2 separate regions of the Homo sapiens genome follow, and region 2 is linked to region 1. The links are chromatin loops, found by intact Hi-C in ENCODE. Cell type or tissue: gastrocnemius medialis. All regions are shown on one strand. Region 1 has its middle 38 kb from the start of LINC00710. Region 2 has its middle 26 kb from the start of LINC00710.

Region 1 (8,000 bases):
AAAAGGGAATCAGTGAAATGAGGTGGATAAAATCTCTTCCCATTACTTGTCATTATGTATTCATTTGTGTAAGTATTTGTGGCTGTGTCTTCTCCAGTAGACAGACAGCCTCATGAAAGAGGGGGCTCATGTTTATAAAGTTTCCTGTCTAATAATATCCAGCATGTAGAGATGGACACACAGTAGGAGGTGTAGAAATGTGTGTTGAACAAATGAATAAATGCTAATGAATTCAATACCAATACTTGTTGGTTGATGGATTAGGCCATTAGTCAAACATCACAATGCAGGCTGGTATTTGCAAATCCCTCTTTGATCCAGAAATTATCAAGAGTAGAGATGATTTTCTCTAATTAAGAGGACTTATTAGTGATATTATGTCCCTGGGAACTAATAGAGAAAAATTGGGCATTATTGCAAAATAGGCATCCTTTTAAACGAACTTATATAAAATTTTTGTTTTTGATTAATAATTATTTTGGTGTGTTTTTCCTTAAGAAGCCACGTATGAATTGCAGTGCAGCTTAGAGCACAATAATTCAGCAATATTAACTGCAGAGTTCTTTAATAAACTGATCCTCTCCCACTTGTACAAGCATATGATTTGAAAAAAATACACTTCTGTTGGTTTGTTTTGGAGAGATGTCACTTTGTTCACAAAGCTTTAAAGAAACACAGGCCAGTGCAGTAGTTCATGCCTGTAATCCCAACACTTTGGGAGGCCGAGGTGGGCAGATCATTTGAGTTCATGAGTTTGAGACCAGCCTGGCCAACATGGTGAAACCCTGTCTATACTAAAAAATACAAAAATTAGCCAGGCATGGTGGCATGCTTCTGTCATCCCAGCTAGCTACCTGGGAGGCCGAGGCAAGAGAATCGCTTGAACCTGGGAGGCAGAGGTTGTAGTGAGCCGAGATCGTGCCACTGCACTCTAACCTGGACTACAGAGTGAGACTCTGCCTCAAAAAAAAAAAAAAAAAAAAGAAAAGAAAAGAAAAAGAAACACAAGTAAATGTCTCGCATGTGCATTGTCTGTTTTTTCGGTTTTTGCTTTGACTTTTGCTTTTCAGTTCTGGGAGTACAAGTTGGTAAGTGAAACTTCATGTGACATTTCTAGGCTCTGAGACTATCTTCAAGAGCTGGTTACATTTGCGACTGCCAAAGTCTAAATGAGTGACTTTCAATGAGCAGGAATTGTTACTAACAGCCGAGTCAGGTACTTAGCGGCTCACATTGTCTAACTGTGGTAGAATTACAGAGCATATGGTGTATGATGCTTAACATGCAAACCCAAGCCTGCATAGGGAACATCCTCATAATGCCACTAGCAGTGTCCAAGACAGGCCTCCTCTTCTTGGGTGGGTTTCTGAGCTGCGTCTGAAGAGGACATTTCTGAAAGAAAGCAAACATAAGCCCTTCCCACTATCTCGAAATGACGGAAGGGACACCAGTGCCATTTGCACACTGGCTTCCCTTACAGATGCCAGCCAGGGCCGGATGGGCTCCTCTGCGGAGGTGATTAAGAGAAACCTTTGGCAGTTTGATTTTCAAGGCACTTGAGCACAAGGGCAGGGACAAAGGCACACACTTGTGGCTCTTTTATAGAAAGAATACTAAAATAATACAAGTAAATTGTGAGCCAAATAAAATCATAGCAAGGACTCTCAACAGGACTCCCCAAGTGAAAATGAAAGATGATCAGGAAGAGGCTGTATGTGTCAGTGATTAGATTCAATGAACCTGAACTGCAGCGATGCCTCTGACGGCTCCGACTGCAGGCCTGCCTCCTATCAGATGGAAGTGGCTCGTTCCAAGCACCGCGCAGTGCATTCCTGAGTATTGACTAAGGGATTTGTGCATGGGAGACCGGTTTCCCCACGGCAGCGCCTCTCCGCAAGCCTGGGCCTGGGGCCTGTCCGGACCTCCGTCCAGGCAGCGAAATCCCAAAAGTGTATGCAGTGATTTAAAGAGTAACTCCGCCTCCTGGACTTTATCTTGAAATCTGAGAGGTAGAGAAAGTTTCGTTCCTATGAATGTAGGCTAGGCAGAAGGAACTTACAGGAGCGCTCTTGGGAAACTGTTCTGAAAGCAGAACCACATCTGTGAATGTAGCTGGCTCATATTGCAATCATTTCCACCCAGGAATAGATCTGAGAGGCTGGCCTCTGTAGCGATGTAAAGTATCTCTTGTCGAAACCTACAGTTTTCTAAGTGATGTGGTGAGTTTATTTAAGGGTCTTGTTTTAGCTGATCAGCATTTTGAATGTACAAACACAGGCTGCCCTTCTTTTCTCTTAAATTACAACAATACCTAGTATCACCTGTTTCATACAGCAGGTACCCCGTAAATCTTGAGGAGAAGAAAGAAATGCAGTAGTGCAAAGGAAAGAAATGAGCATAAGAAAGGGAGGTGAGGATGGAAGCGGTTGCATTTAATGCAGTCACATATTCACAGAGTCACCGCATCAGAGAGGTCTCCCAGGACCACCCTGCATAAAATTACAGCCTCTGCCACCCTGCTTTTACTTTCTACCCCGCTACCTTGCTTCATCCTTCATAACATATTCTATATAATGTAGGAATCAATATTCATTTGCTTGTTTGGTTTTTGTCTATCTCCCACTTCTAGAATGTGAAGTTCCTAACAATGGGACTTACTTTTTTTTTTGAGATGCTCTGTCTCCAGGCTGGAGCGCGATCTCGGCTCACTGCAACCTCCACCTCCCAGGTTCAAGCGATTCTCCTGCCTCAGCCTCCCGAGTAGCTGGGACTACAGGCATGCACCACCATGTCCAGCTAATTTTTCTATTTTTAGTAGAGAGGGGGTTTCACCATATTGGCCAGGGTGGTCTTGATCTCTTGACCTTGTGATCTGCTTGCCTCGGCCTCCCAAAGTGCTGGGATTACAGGCGTGTGCCAGTGCGCCCAGCCAACGGGGCTTTTTTTGTTGCTGTTGTTCATTTGCTATAGCAGAAGCCAGAAGGGGTGCAGGAGTATACAGCATAGATAACATATCTGTGGCTTACGCATACTCCCCTGTTGTTCACATCCTGATGAAAAGCATGGGCTCCGGAGCTGGGATGCTTGGGCTGTGTTCAAATCCTGACTCTATCTGTCATTGCCTGCATGGCCTTGGGAAGTAACATAACATTCTTTTGTCTCATTTTTCTCGTCCTAACCATGGTGTAGTGATAGTAACTACTTCGTGAGGCTTTTCTAAGGATTAAGTGAGTGGACGCCTGTAAATGGCCTGGAATAGTGGCTGGTGTTAAAGAAGATTCCATTTGATGTGAACAGTTCCATGAATGTGTGTGTGCAATTGTAGATTTCACCATGTGAGAATAATTACTTGTGTTTGTATACAGACACACACACACACATTTTGATGTTTTAATCATGAGTGAAAATCAAGGAGGAATAAAAGTAGGAGAGAAGACATGAAGGCCAAAAAGAATGAAAACATAGTGATGAATGACCAGAGGGAAAATCAGAGTGAGGGGAAAGGACAGTGTCTTTAGATTTTGTTTAACAGAGAAGAAACTTTCATCTCTAAGGTGTTTGGGATTTTCCAGTGCTAAGGTTCACCACACAAGAAAAAAAATTAACTGTCCTGAATTAATATATATGCCTTTGTAATGATGTCTTTTTTTTTTTTTTTTTTTTTTTTTTTTGAGATGGAGTCTCACTATTTTTGCCCAGGCTGGAGTGCAGTGGCGCAATCTCAGCTCACTGCAACCTCCGCCTCCCGGGTTCAAGCGATTCTCCTGCCTCAGCCTCCCAAGTGGCTGGGATTACAGGCATGTGCCACTACGCCCAGCTAATTTTTGTATTTTTAGTAGAGATGGGGTTTCACCATGTTGCCCAGGCTGGTCCCAAACTCCTGAACTCGGGTGATCCACCTGCCTCAGGCTACCAAAGTGTTGTGATTACAGGTGTGAGCCGCTGCACCCAGCCTGTAATGATGTCTTTAAGCTAAGTTCTTGTTTATGTTTTATTTGAAAATGGATCCAAATTAAAAATGCCCACAGTTTGCCTCAAGCTAGTTGACAAAAGAAAGAAAGAGAGAAGGAGAGAGAGAAAGAAAGGGAGGGAGGGAAGGAAGGAAGGAAGGAGGGAAGGAGAGAAGGAAGGAAGGAAGGAAGGAAGGAAGAAGGAAGGGAGGGAGGGAGGGACGGACGGGGCAGGGGAAGGAAAGGGAAGGAAGAGAGGAAGGAAGGAAGGAAAAAGGGAAAGGAAGGAAAAAGGGAAGGGGAAGAGAGGGGAGGGGAAAAATCTGCTTGGTTGTAATACTTTCACTCCTAATTACAATAAAGAAAACCCCACACCTTCTACAACTAGAACATTAAATCATTTTTAGGACAGGCAATACAAATAAAATCTATTTTACCTTTTTTTAAAAAAAAAAAATGTTCTCTGTACTTTTGGGAAAAAAATTAAAGATACAGTTGGAGAAAAACATTCCAGGTCTTAAAAATATTTATCTTGCTGACACACAATTAGCATGGGGGCTCATGTCTTGTGTTTTACAGTTGTCAGCTAATTTTGGAAACTGGCAGAGGCTGCACAGAAATAGATGGTGTGCTCTTGCTTCAACACTTCCTAAAAAAAGAACTGCTCGCATAGTTCAGGAACGGGGAAGGACAGGAGATGACGAGGGAATGTTATTGCAGACAGCTGATAAAAGCTGGCATCACGCTTTGCACTGATGAATGCTCTACATATTTAAAATTAAAAGATTTTTTTTAAGGAATGCTAAATAATCTACCAAAACTGTGTCAGACACAGGGGACACTTGTCTGCTATCTTTTTCGGGATTTTTTTCCTTCAATAAAACTGAATTTATGCTGCAACTTCAAATTTGCGGAGAGCTTTCCTGTTGGTTCAGGCTGATGATCACACCAACGATGGTGTGGTGTTACTTTGACATCTGAGACACAGAGACCCTGAAGAGGTCAAATGAATTGCCCAAGGATATACAACTTATCAGAACCAGCACCTTCCATCACCTCATTCTACTTCTTAGTTGCTGGGACAGTTCTTTTTCTCTGAACATATAATTGCACTTTGTAGTTGTTTGCATCCTTGTTTTCATTCAATTTTTAGTGGTCTGGGCCAGGCATGATGGCTCACACCTATAATCCCAGCACTTTGGGAGGCCGAGGCGGGTGGATCACCTCAGGTCAGGAGTTGGAGACCAGCCTGACCAACATGGTGAAACCGCATCTCTACTAAAAATACAAAAAAAATTAGCAGGGTGTGGTGGCATGTGCCTGTAATCCCAGCTACTCGGGAGACTGAGGCAGAAGAAACACTTGATCCTGGGAGGCGGAGGTTGCAGTGAGCCAAGGTCACACCATTGCACTCCAGCGTGGGCGACAGAGTGAAACTTTATTTTAAAAAAAAAAAAAAAAAAGATTTTTTAGTGTTCTGCTTTTCACTTGAAATCAGATTATCTTGGTAATGATAACTAAGGAAAGGAAATTAGTACAATTAAACTCCAAATACTGCTATAACTATATCAGGCATTTTTTAAAAAATGAACTTAAGAGAGCAGAATTACCAGCCAGTAGAAAATGTCTATACACTCAAATTTATTAAGTGTTTGGTGTGTGCCAGGCACTGAGTATTCAACATCTTATATGAGCTGTGATCTTTGACTAAGAGTAGCCTTTTTTGTGGTTGTTTTTGAGATAAGATCTTGCTCTGTCACCCAGGCTGGAGAGCAGTAGAAGGATCACAGCTCACTGCATCCTTGAACTCCTGGGCTCAAGTGCTTCTCCCACCTCAGCCTCCAAAGTAGCTAGGATTATAGGTGCATGCAACCATGCCCACCTCATCTGTTTGTTTGTTTTTTCTGTTTTTGTTTTTGTTTTTGTTTTATAGGAAAGCAGTATTGCTATGTGGCCTAGACTGGTTTTGAACTCCTGGGCTCAAGCGATCCTCCTACCTCAGCCTCCCAAAGTGCCGGGATTATAGGTGTAAGCCACGGCACCCGGCCCTTAGGGGAGTTTTCAGTAGTAGATAAATGAAGAGTATTCATTACTTGGTGCCTTATACAGTTTCTTTTACTGGAATGTAAACACTTGGCAAGAAGGATCAGGATCTAAATTCATCTTAGTGCCTCTCAAAACATCCAGCATTGCCTGGGCTGAACGTAGATTAAGTGCTAATGAATATTTTGCATGAATAAATATTAGTCAGGAAATAAAGATGATTTACGCTTAGGAAGCAATGCTAATAATGGACATTGTGCCTATAAAAGGTCAATGAAAAATGCATGGTTTTTATGTCACCTGCTTTAAATCACCTCAGGTGGGTTATGACAGAGCATAATCTAGAAGCATGGGATATTCTGCTCAATTTATTTTCCTCAAGGGTTGCTTTACAAAAGGTATAAATTCATGAAAACATGTCACTAATTCAGATGACTGTTTAACAGTAGTAAACAGATAAAAACAAACAAATGGTCACCTGAAAAGCTCCAGTGTTTGTCGATTTGCTGGTCTCAAAAATGGTGACTGGATGATGACTCCTAGCTACATTACTGCAGTCAAATACAGTGGGGTGTTTTTGTCTGTTTCATTTTGTTAAAATTTGGAGCTACATGCACCAATGAAATCATCAGGTTTTCAGTAATCATGGACATCAAGTAATATCTGTAACTCTAATGTCAGTTTTTAGCACATGAGCGTGTAAAGCATAGTTTTCCCCGGCTGGGACTTAATACATGATGAACATGACTTTTCCCCAGCATCTATCTTTTGCTTTCAAGGTAGGGCCAACACCTTTGTCTTTGAATGTGTGATTCACTGAATAAAGTTCTGCATTGTCTTTTGTGCATAAATCCACCCATAGTCCACCATTTGGAATTTCTTTTGTTGTTGTTGTTGTTTTGAGACAGAGTTTTGCTCAGTTACCCGGAGTGGAGTGCAGTGGCGTGATCGCTGCTCACTGCAACCTCTGCCTCCCAGGTTCAAGCAATTCTCCTGCCTCAGCCTCCCGAGTAGCTGGGATTACAGGCGCGTGCCAGCACACCCGGCTAATTTTTGTATTTTTAGTACAGATGGGGTTTTACCACATTGGTCAGGCTGGTCTCGAACTCCTGGCCTCAAGTGATCCACCTGCCTCTGCCTCCCAAAGTGCTGGGATTACAGTCATGAGTCACTGCACCCAGCCTGGAATTTCCTTCTTCTTCTTCTTTTTTTTTTTTTTAAGGAAAAAGAACTTAGAGACATTTGTATCTAATTCAACATCAGTTTTTCTTAAGTGACTTGTCATTTTTTATCTTTTCAAAGTTTCTAACTTAGTTTTTACAGAAACAAGAATTTTTCCACACTTGTATTTCATCAATTTTACATCAGGCTTAATTAAATTTAAAAATTACAGTGATTGCCAGTACCATAAACAGGTTGGGGAACAAACACAGTATACTCTTGGTAAGCGTGGAGACTTAAGCAGCTGGAGCCAAAGCAAAGCAGGTGCTCTTAGAGGCCTCAGCCTCTGTGTTTTCCCTTGTGAGTGAAGGATGTTGGTCAATCCAGTAAGCTTTTGAAACAGAGGTCAATTATGGACATTTCTATTGCAGTGGATTGTTGTTTGTTTTGTTTTGTTTTTAAGAGACAGAATGTCACTCTGTTGCCCAGACTGGAGTGGACTGGTGTGGCACAATCATGGCTCACTGCAGCTGTGACCTCCTGGGCTCAAGCAATCCTCCCGCCTCAGCCTCCCAAGTAGCTAGGATTACAGGCAGGCACCATGATGAGCAGCTCATTTTTCAAATGTTTAGTAGAGACAGGGTCTCACTGTGTTGCCCTGGCTGGCCTCAAACTCCTGGGCTCAAGCCGTCCTCCTGCCTCAGCCTCCCAAAGTGCTAGGATCACATGTGTGAGCCGCTGTGCTTGGCCTTACTGCAGCGGTCTCAGTTGAAGACAGCTTTGTCACCAGTGGACATTTAGCATTGTCTGAGGACATGTTTGGGAGCTACAGTGGGGCTGGTGGGG
Region 2 (8,000 bases), 64 kb after region 1:
GATGTGTGCCGAGCACACAGTAGTTATTCAATAAATGGTGGTTAATATCATTTTTTATGTTAGATTCCTCTGTTTCCTAGGCCCATTCCTTCACTAGTATTAGCAGATCAACATATATAAAAGATACAGTGAATTATCTCACCAAAAGATTCTCATCTTAATTAAAAGTTTTCACATAATTTTCTCTCTAACTGTAGTTAGAGAGAGGTGTTAGAAACAGTAAGCCTGAAATTCAATACTTAGATAAATAGAAAGGACAAGGTATTTAGTGTCTCCATAAGATAGACTGGATTTGGGTTCTAAAGCCTCATTTGAGTCTCTTACATAATAAAAAATCTATGAAATGTAATTGATCAAACTCAAGGAGATGAAGAGTCATGCACTGACTCTGCCGGGATTAGAATTTCAGGTTTTAAACAGCCTAGGCTAGCAAACCTGAAGCTTACTTCACTAAGCCATCCCCTCTGGTTACGTGATTATGTATAGCAATTTACTATCAGTGAAAGGAGAAGAAATGCTTGCTGGCTGTATTGCTATTTTTCCCAGCCCCACCTCTCAACTATGGTATCGAAATTAAGTATATACCATCTTAGACACATTGAGCCCTGCCTGGTCAAATTCTCATGAACCAAGACTGAAATTAATTTTCAGCACACAATGCAGAGGTGAACTTCTGTTTTTATCATAAAGGAAGGCAAACCATAGAGTGATTTTACAGTGTCTTGACTCAAAAACCTATCTTCCCATATTGGCAGAACAGCATTGTGATATTTATCTGCAAATGAATGGTCCCTTGTAATCAACAGTAGATAAAGGCTGAAGAAGAATGACATCAATTCTTAGTTTTCAGGGATGTAGCCTCAGGAGCACAGGTTTTAGATTTGGATAGTCCTGGTGTCAAATGCTGTCTCTCACTTCCTTTGTGGCTATGTGACTTGGAACACATTTTTTTCTCCCAAGGCACAGTCTTGCTCTGTCACCCAGTCTGCAGTGCAATGGTGCAATCATGGCGTACTGCAGCTTCAACCTCCCAGATTCAAGCAGTCCTCTTGCCACAGCCTCTGGAGTAGCTGGGACCACAGACATGAGCCACTACGCCCAGCTAATTTTTTAATTTTTAGTAGACACGGGGTCTCATTGTGTTGCAAAGGCTGGTGTCAAACTCCTGGGCTAAAGTGATCCTCCTGCCTCAATCCTCCCACCTAGGTCTCCCTCAAAGTGTTGAGATTACAGGGGTGAGCCACTGCGCCTGGCCAACACATTGTTTAAATGATTGATTTTCTTTGATGAAAGATCCAGGGATCAGAAGTTCAAATACTTAATTTCCAATGTCAGGTCCACAAACTGACCACTCAGTTTTAATCTTCCTTACTTCTACAACTGGACCATCTAATTCATGGAGATCTTAGTACTTGCATTTGTGATATTCACAGACACTTGTAGGTGGTTGATTAAGAGGAATCTGATTATCATTTTAAGCTAGTATTTTTGCCTAGCTTCTAATGCTAAGCACATTCACATATATGGTGGAAGGCAGATGCTGATGATGCAGGACTGTGAGCCCCAAAGCTGGGCTTAACCCAGGCGGGTTCTTGGCTTCATTCAGGAAAGAAATCGAGGGCAAGCCAGTGGTGTGAGAGAGCAATCTTTTGTTGAACAGTGCTGCTCCTTGCAGAGCACAGCTGACTCATAGGCAACACACTAAGTCCTACTTGGCAATGGTATTTATACTCCTATAAACCCACTTTCAATTACATGCAAATTAAGGGGTGGGTCAATGGAAATTGAGGGGCAGATTGTTTAGAACTTTCTGGGAAAGGGGCAGTAACTTCCAGGTTGTTGCCCTGGAAAGGGGTGGTAACTTCTGGGTCTTTGCCTTGGCATTTGTAAACTGTCATGGTGCTGGTGGGAGTGTCTTATGCTAACAAGCAATGAGAGCATCTAGGGATGCCTTTTGTCACATCTGCTGGTTTCCACTGGTGTCTTAACTTCATCCCGTTTTATCCAGACACTGTTTTGGTCAGCAGGGTTGTGACCAGAAAACAGGTCCTGCACATCTCCTACCTCACTATTACTCCAATTCTGCAGATCAGGAAACTTGGGCTTGGATATATTCAATGACATTGCCAAAGTTACACAGTGGGTGATTTGTTGATCCAAGTCTAGAATGTGGGTCTTTTGACTGCATCAAATGCCTGTTCTCAGAACTACAGGGCTCTGTTGTAGACAGAGTCGTTATCTATCTGTGTATATCTTCATGAAATTAGTATGTCTCATTTCACGTCAGGCTTGGTCTTTTTTTTTATGTTAAGCCATTTTACCCTACTCTTTTTTTCATGCCTTTAGTTTCAGAGGGAAAACCTGAAGATCACCTTTCATTTTGCTCCTTTTTCTTGTCTTCCCCTTTCTGGGTTCAAGATCTGGTTCCATTTCTGATTCTCAGGTTCCTAATCAGTTAAAATGATACGATGCACCTAACAAGGCTTTGGAAATTGCAAAATGCTTATAAAGTATTGATGATCATTATTATGACTAAGCTTGCAATTCAAACCACAGATCTGTATTTGTTCATATTCAGTGTCATTTCCTTCACCTTTCAGGGTCTGACTTCCTGAAATTTCCCCTCTCTTCCCTCGAACTAACTCAAAATGCCGCTCACTTGCACCACTGGGCATCTCTCTTGTCCCCTGTCATGTGTCGTGTCTCATCATTGTGCATTTCCAGATAACCCTTCTTCTGCCTAAACGGCTCAAGCACAGACTTTTCTGCTGTCCCCATCACTGACTTATTTTTGAGTACAGATCCCACCTATATGACTGTGTCCCAGAAAGAAATTCTGACACCTAAAAGAGTTCCTGCTGGTTAATATCCTTCTGTCAGGAGCTCTGCCCTGATTTAGACCAATTCTTGACAGCTTCCCACGGGCAAACACCTGCAAAAAAAAACTGCCAGTAGCCACAGGTGGATTCCAGAACCTGAAGCTGATCTGAGTTTGAGAGCTCACGGATTCTTCCTGAAATTGTTTTGGAAAAGTGAGGGGAACATCAGCTCCCTGCAAGTCATTTTGTTATTCCAAGGGAACAAGAATTCAGAACATCTGTTGTTTCAGAGGTGTTTACACAGACACTTAGTGATGCTGCAGGTCCACGATGTTTGCCAGTTATTTCCAAATACTATATCAGCAAGAAGTATCTTTAGTCTTTGGGGGATATTGTACACAGCAGACACATTGTTGACATCTGGCAGGTTCATATGCAACCACTGAGATCTTTCAAAACAAAACTGTTGCAAAGGATATTTAAACCCAGAATGTCAGTTGGGAATAAAATGTTCCCTTCTTTGACTGTCTTTCCTGGTGTGAAATGTACAAATTTTAAAGATTAGAAATGAGTCAATTTAGATATTCTGAAACACAGAAAGAGAAAGAAAGCATTTTTCTGAATGTCATCCCCTTCTAAAATTATGGGGAAATCTTTGCAGTTTCTTTAAAGGAAAATGGAAGAATTTGGTACGTTTTGTACATTCTCTTCACTGGACTCATTCAGGTACATAACTGCCTTTCTGGCAGTTCACTGTCATGTGCCCTGGAATTGGATTAGGCTCAAATTCTGATTCTACCACTTCACAGCTGTGTGGTTCTGAGCAGTGTGTTTTAACAATTTGGGGCTTACAGTAAAAGGGGCATCTTGATTGTCCCCATCTCCTGGGATTGTTTTGAGGAATAAACATAATATGCACAAGAAGTTAAAACCAGTGCCTGGCACAGTAAATGTTAGCTCTTCTTGTGCTATTACATAGAAGTTAATATATGAAGAAGGAAGGTATTTTGTGTGTTTTGGGTTTGGGTTTTTTTTTGTTTTTTGTTTTTTTTTTTCCAGAGAAAGATGGTTAACATTAGGCAATTCTTTTCAGAAGTTGGTCACAGATTTACAGGAATGTGTCTATGAAATTACTGTACTTGACTCATCCTGAAATTACGTGATTCAAAAATCAAAGCAGAATGACTGCTCTTCTAGACTTCCCAAGACACTGGTTTTATGCCATTGTTCAGTTACGCAGAAAATGAATATCCAGTTTTAGCCTAATGCTTTGTACAATCCATCCTGTTTAACACTTTTGCTGCCTCTTACAGTTCTAATAATGTAAGTCTTGGTGGAGAAGGGAAACTATTCACCTGTGAATCCATCATAAAAAATTGGTGTTAAAAACCAGGGCTAGCTCAAGAGTTTTCATTTACATTTATGCTTTTATTGACGTCTTTGATTGGTAGCCAATTAAGATGGCAAGAACAGATATAGCCCATGTAGTACTTAGGTCTCTGACGTGGTTTGTGTGTTTTAAAGACATCAAGGTGATAGGAGATTGACAACTACATGTTAATCAGTGTCCAGAATAATTGGTAATGAAAACACAAAAGTTGTACTACACATGCCAAGAATGCAATAAAAACAACTTGAATTATTATAGGGGACACTGAAGCCATATCTCACAGTCATTAAGGAATGGATACGGAGAAGAATAAATTGGCAAGACTCAACCACTACCGATTATATGGTAGGCCAATACCCTAAGTTGCAAAACTGAATATGAAGAGAGAAGAAAACAGGCAGATCTTTGAAAACCCAGTGTCAAAACAATATCAGTATTACTGATGAATACTAGGAAAATTAACAAAAATACTCATAAGCAAGGAATAGCTTGATGGAAGCATATCCCATGCCTTTTTGGAAGTTAATAGCTAGAGAATTTGGGCTCCTTGGCAGGACTCAGTTCTGTGTTGACCTTGTAGCCCATTTGCAGGATTTCAGACTTCTTATTTCTAAAATCCTGAAAAGTGTTCCCCAGGCTTCCAGTTTCAGGGCCAGTTCTCTGCCCTTGGAGAATTCCACCCCTGCCTCTCATTCTCTGCCCCCAGGTTTGGCCACCATTTTCCAGGAGAGAAAGTGATTGAAACAGGAAGCCCAAGAACAAGGAAAGAGGAAGGGTAACTGGGGCCCCTCCCACACACCCACGTTTATGTATCAGGAGCGGTAACATTTCTATTCTCTTGACGCCAGGCCTGTGCCTTCTAACCACACAGCTGGGAGGCCACAAGAGTCACTGATTGGCAAACCTCAGATTATAAATCTAAGAAGGAATGACAGGGGAGAGCAGTGGAAATTTCTTAAATAATTATGAGTGATAATAATTCTAATAAAAATTACATCAGAAGCCTGACGCTGTGCCTCACGCCTGTAATCCCAGCACTTTGGGAGGCCTAGGCCGGTGGATGGCTGGAGTCCAGGAGTTCAAGACCAGCCTGGGCAACATGGTGAAACCCTGTCTCTACGAAAAATATAAAAATTAGCCGGGCATGGTGGTGCATACCTGTAGTCTCAGCTATGCAGGGGGCTGAGGTGGGAGGATAGTTTGAGCCTGGGAGGTGGAGGTTGCAGTAAGCCAAGATCATGCCACTGCACTCCAGCCTGGGCGATAGAGCCAGACCTTGTCTCTCAAAAAAAAAAAAAAAAAAAAAAAAATTCCATTGGCTTATAACCTCACAATTTACAAAGGACTTTATCTAAGGAGCGAATCAAAGTTGACAATGCCCGTAAGAGCAGACCTCAGTCAGAACATAGCTGGTAAAACATCTGAGATGGCAGGGAATGAAATGCTGATAACAGTAAAGTGAAAAAGGAAAACTATGTAATTGCAAGGATTGTGGTAACTATTTGTTCTGTTCCTTTTTGATAAGAAGAGATTCTCTTTTGGTAGCATGTTTATTTTAAGAAAGTCAAGGGCATTGTTTTTAGGGAGAATGTTGACAGTGCTTGTAGAAGCAAAATGAAAGGTGAGGAAGAAGGCAGCATGAGGTCAGCACACATAATTCAATTCAAAGTCATCAGACTTCATTTTTTCCCTAAAAAGTTGCTGAAAACAGAGGAAGAAGGAAGAATGCAAGGAACAAGAAAGAAAAATTGCCAGAGCTTTAAATGTCAAAGAATAATAAACACACAGGAGCAGATCATTCCGGCAGCCAGCCTTGGCTTCGTTTTCTTTTCTCCTGTCTTCCGCATCTCTGCTGGTGCTCCACTTTGTCACATACAGTTTTTGTTCCCAGATCTTAGAGTTTTATCTTTACAGATGTTCCTGTTTATTTCAAAGAAGTTATGTCACTTTTCTCTTCCCCCCCCAAGATGGTACCCACCTTATTGTAGAAGGAATGTTATCTTCGAAGCCCTTCTCGCCTCTTAGACTCAGGTGTGCCTCTATTGTAAGAGGCAAAAGTCCACGTTCTCGTGGCCTCCTTCTCTTGCTTTCCACATGCTGCTCAGCTCACTGTGCTTCTTCTGGGTTAGCCTTCTTGCTATTTCTTAAAAACCTCCTGTTTCTTACATTAATGGCAATCACCTTGCATCAACCTAATGGATTCTGTCTCAGGAGTCTTTGCACCTGCTCTTCCCACTAACTGGGATGCATTTCTGAGGACTCACATGATCTCCTAACGGTCTCTCGCACCCGCACAGGTTATTTGAGAATCTGCTCAGATGTCACCTTGTCAGAAAGGCCTTCTTTGACCAACATCTATAAAATATCCCTTAATCCAACTCCTTTCCTCTCCTTTTATTCTTTCTTTTTTTCCTCTGAAGATGGGGCCTTCCTATGTTTCTCTGGCTGCTCTTGAGCTCCTGGTCTCCAGCAATCCTCCCACCTTGGCCTCCCATTGTACTGTGATTGCAGGCATGAGCCACCACACACAGCCCCTTTTATTTCTTTTGATAGCGCTACTCATTACCTGGCATGACAGCACATATTAATTTGTGTACGTCTACACTTTTTATAATGAAGGTGTCACAAAATCCTGAACTGCTAGTGCAGGGGTCTATGCATTAGGGGCTCCAGAGAGAACCCTTCTGCCATTGTGACACGCCCACTGAAGTCCCAGAGTCTATATAGAGTAGGTGCCCAATAAATATAACTGAATGAATGAAGGTTTCTCACTTATTTCATTCATTTCTTCGCACTTGGATTCCACTTCGTTATAGAGACTTCTGTTAAGTACCTGTAATCAAAGGACTTTCTTTTTGGTTTGAACTATGTGATTTGTTGAAAGGCTGAGGAGGGAATGAGCTTACTAAACCGTACTCCCTGTCAAAACATTTATTGGCTTTACCACACACTTAGTGAGACCCTATTGATGCTGCATTTTGAGGGCACTAAAAACTAATAAGCCAGAAGAAGTGGCCGGCATATGTGGTCTAATAGATTCAAGGTTGAAGAATCCGCAGCGACGGTAATTTGCACAAGTCAATAAGTACTTCCTAGATTGTCTATATTTTTTAAGATACAGAGTTTTTATACCTAGTTGAGAAACAACAAAAATATGTACTTAGTGTTCTATCGTCCATGCATGCTTTATTTCCAATGAAACTCAGAGGAAATAGGTATTTCCAACAGTGTTTGCCATAGTTACACCCTTTTCTAGGGCTCTGCTCATTTTATTCCATTTCACACTCATCTTTTTCTGTTGAGAACCTATAGAAATAATACAAGTAAGTAACATTTATTGTGCACTTTCTATGTGCCCGGCATTGTGCCAAGGCCTTTTCATGTATTTCCTCACTTAATTCCTCTACTCAATTAGGCAGGTAAAATAATATAGTTCTCATTTTAAAGATGAGAAAACCGAGGCTTAGAAAGGCTACACAGTCAGGATATAAAGCCAGGTCTGTCCAATTTCCAAGCCTCCACTTGTAACTGCCTGGTAGACCCTCTCCTCGACTTCCTTTTCCTTTTTTTTTTTTTTTTTTTTTTGAGATGGAGTCTCACTCTTGTGGCCCAGGCTGGAGTGCAATGGCATGATCTCAGCCCACTGCAGCCTCCACCTCCCAAGTTCAAGCGATTCTCCTGCCTCAGCCTCCTGAGTAGCTGGGATTATAGGTGCCCACCACCATGGCTGGCTAATTTTTTTATTTTTAGTAGAGACAGGTTTCACCATGTTGGCCAGGCTAGTCTCCAGC

The links. Hi-C counts contacts between places; a loop is a spot of excess contacts. Peaks named below come from ENCODE experiments on the same cell type or tissue, not always from the same donor. Only the 100,000 strongest peaks of a DNase experiment are listed, where the experiment ranks them.
Region 2: a loop joins it to region 1, with 2.3 times the contacts of the local background. A loop is called at or near these places in 2 of 110 quality-filtered maps.

Annotation. Positions count from the first base shown.
Region 1 is chr10:10,909,737-10,917,736 of GRCh38, forward strand. It overlaps a transcript of CELF2 not described here. Among named protein-coding and RNA genes, the nearest start is that of LINC00710, 38 kb to the right of the region's middle. In gastrocnemius medialis, no CTCF peak of the experiment used is centred here; DNase peaks (open chromatin) are centred at 1,825, 4,635 and 7,475; H3K4me3 peaks cover 834 bases; H3K27ac peaks cover 1,593 bases.
Region 2 is chr10:10,974,179-10,982,178 of GRCh38, forward strand. It overlaps a transcript of CELF2 not described here. Among named protein-coding and RNA genes, the nearest start is that of LINC00710, 26 kb to the left of the region's middle. In gastrocnemius medialis, no CTCF peak of the experiment used is centred here; a DNase peak (open chromatin) is centred at 3,193; H3K27ac peaks cover 715 bases.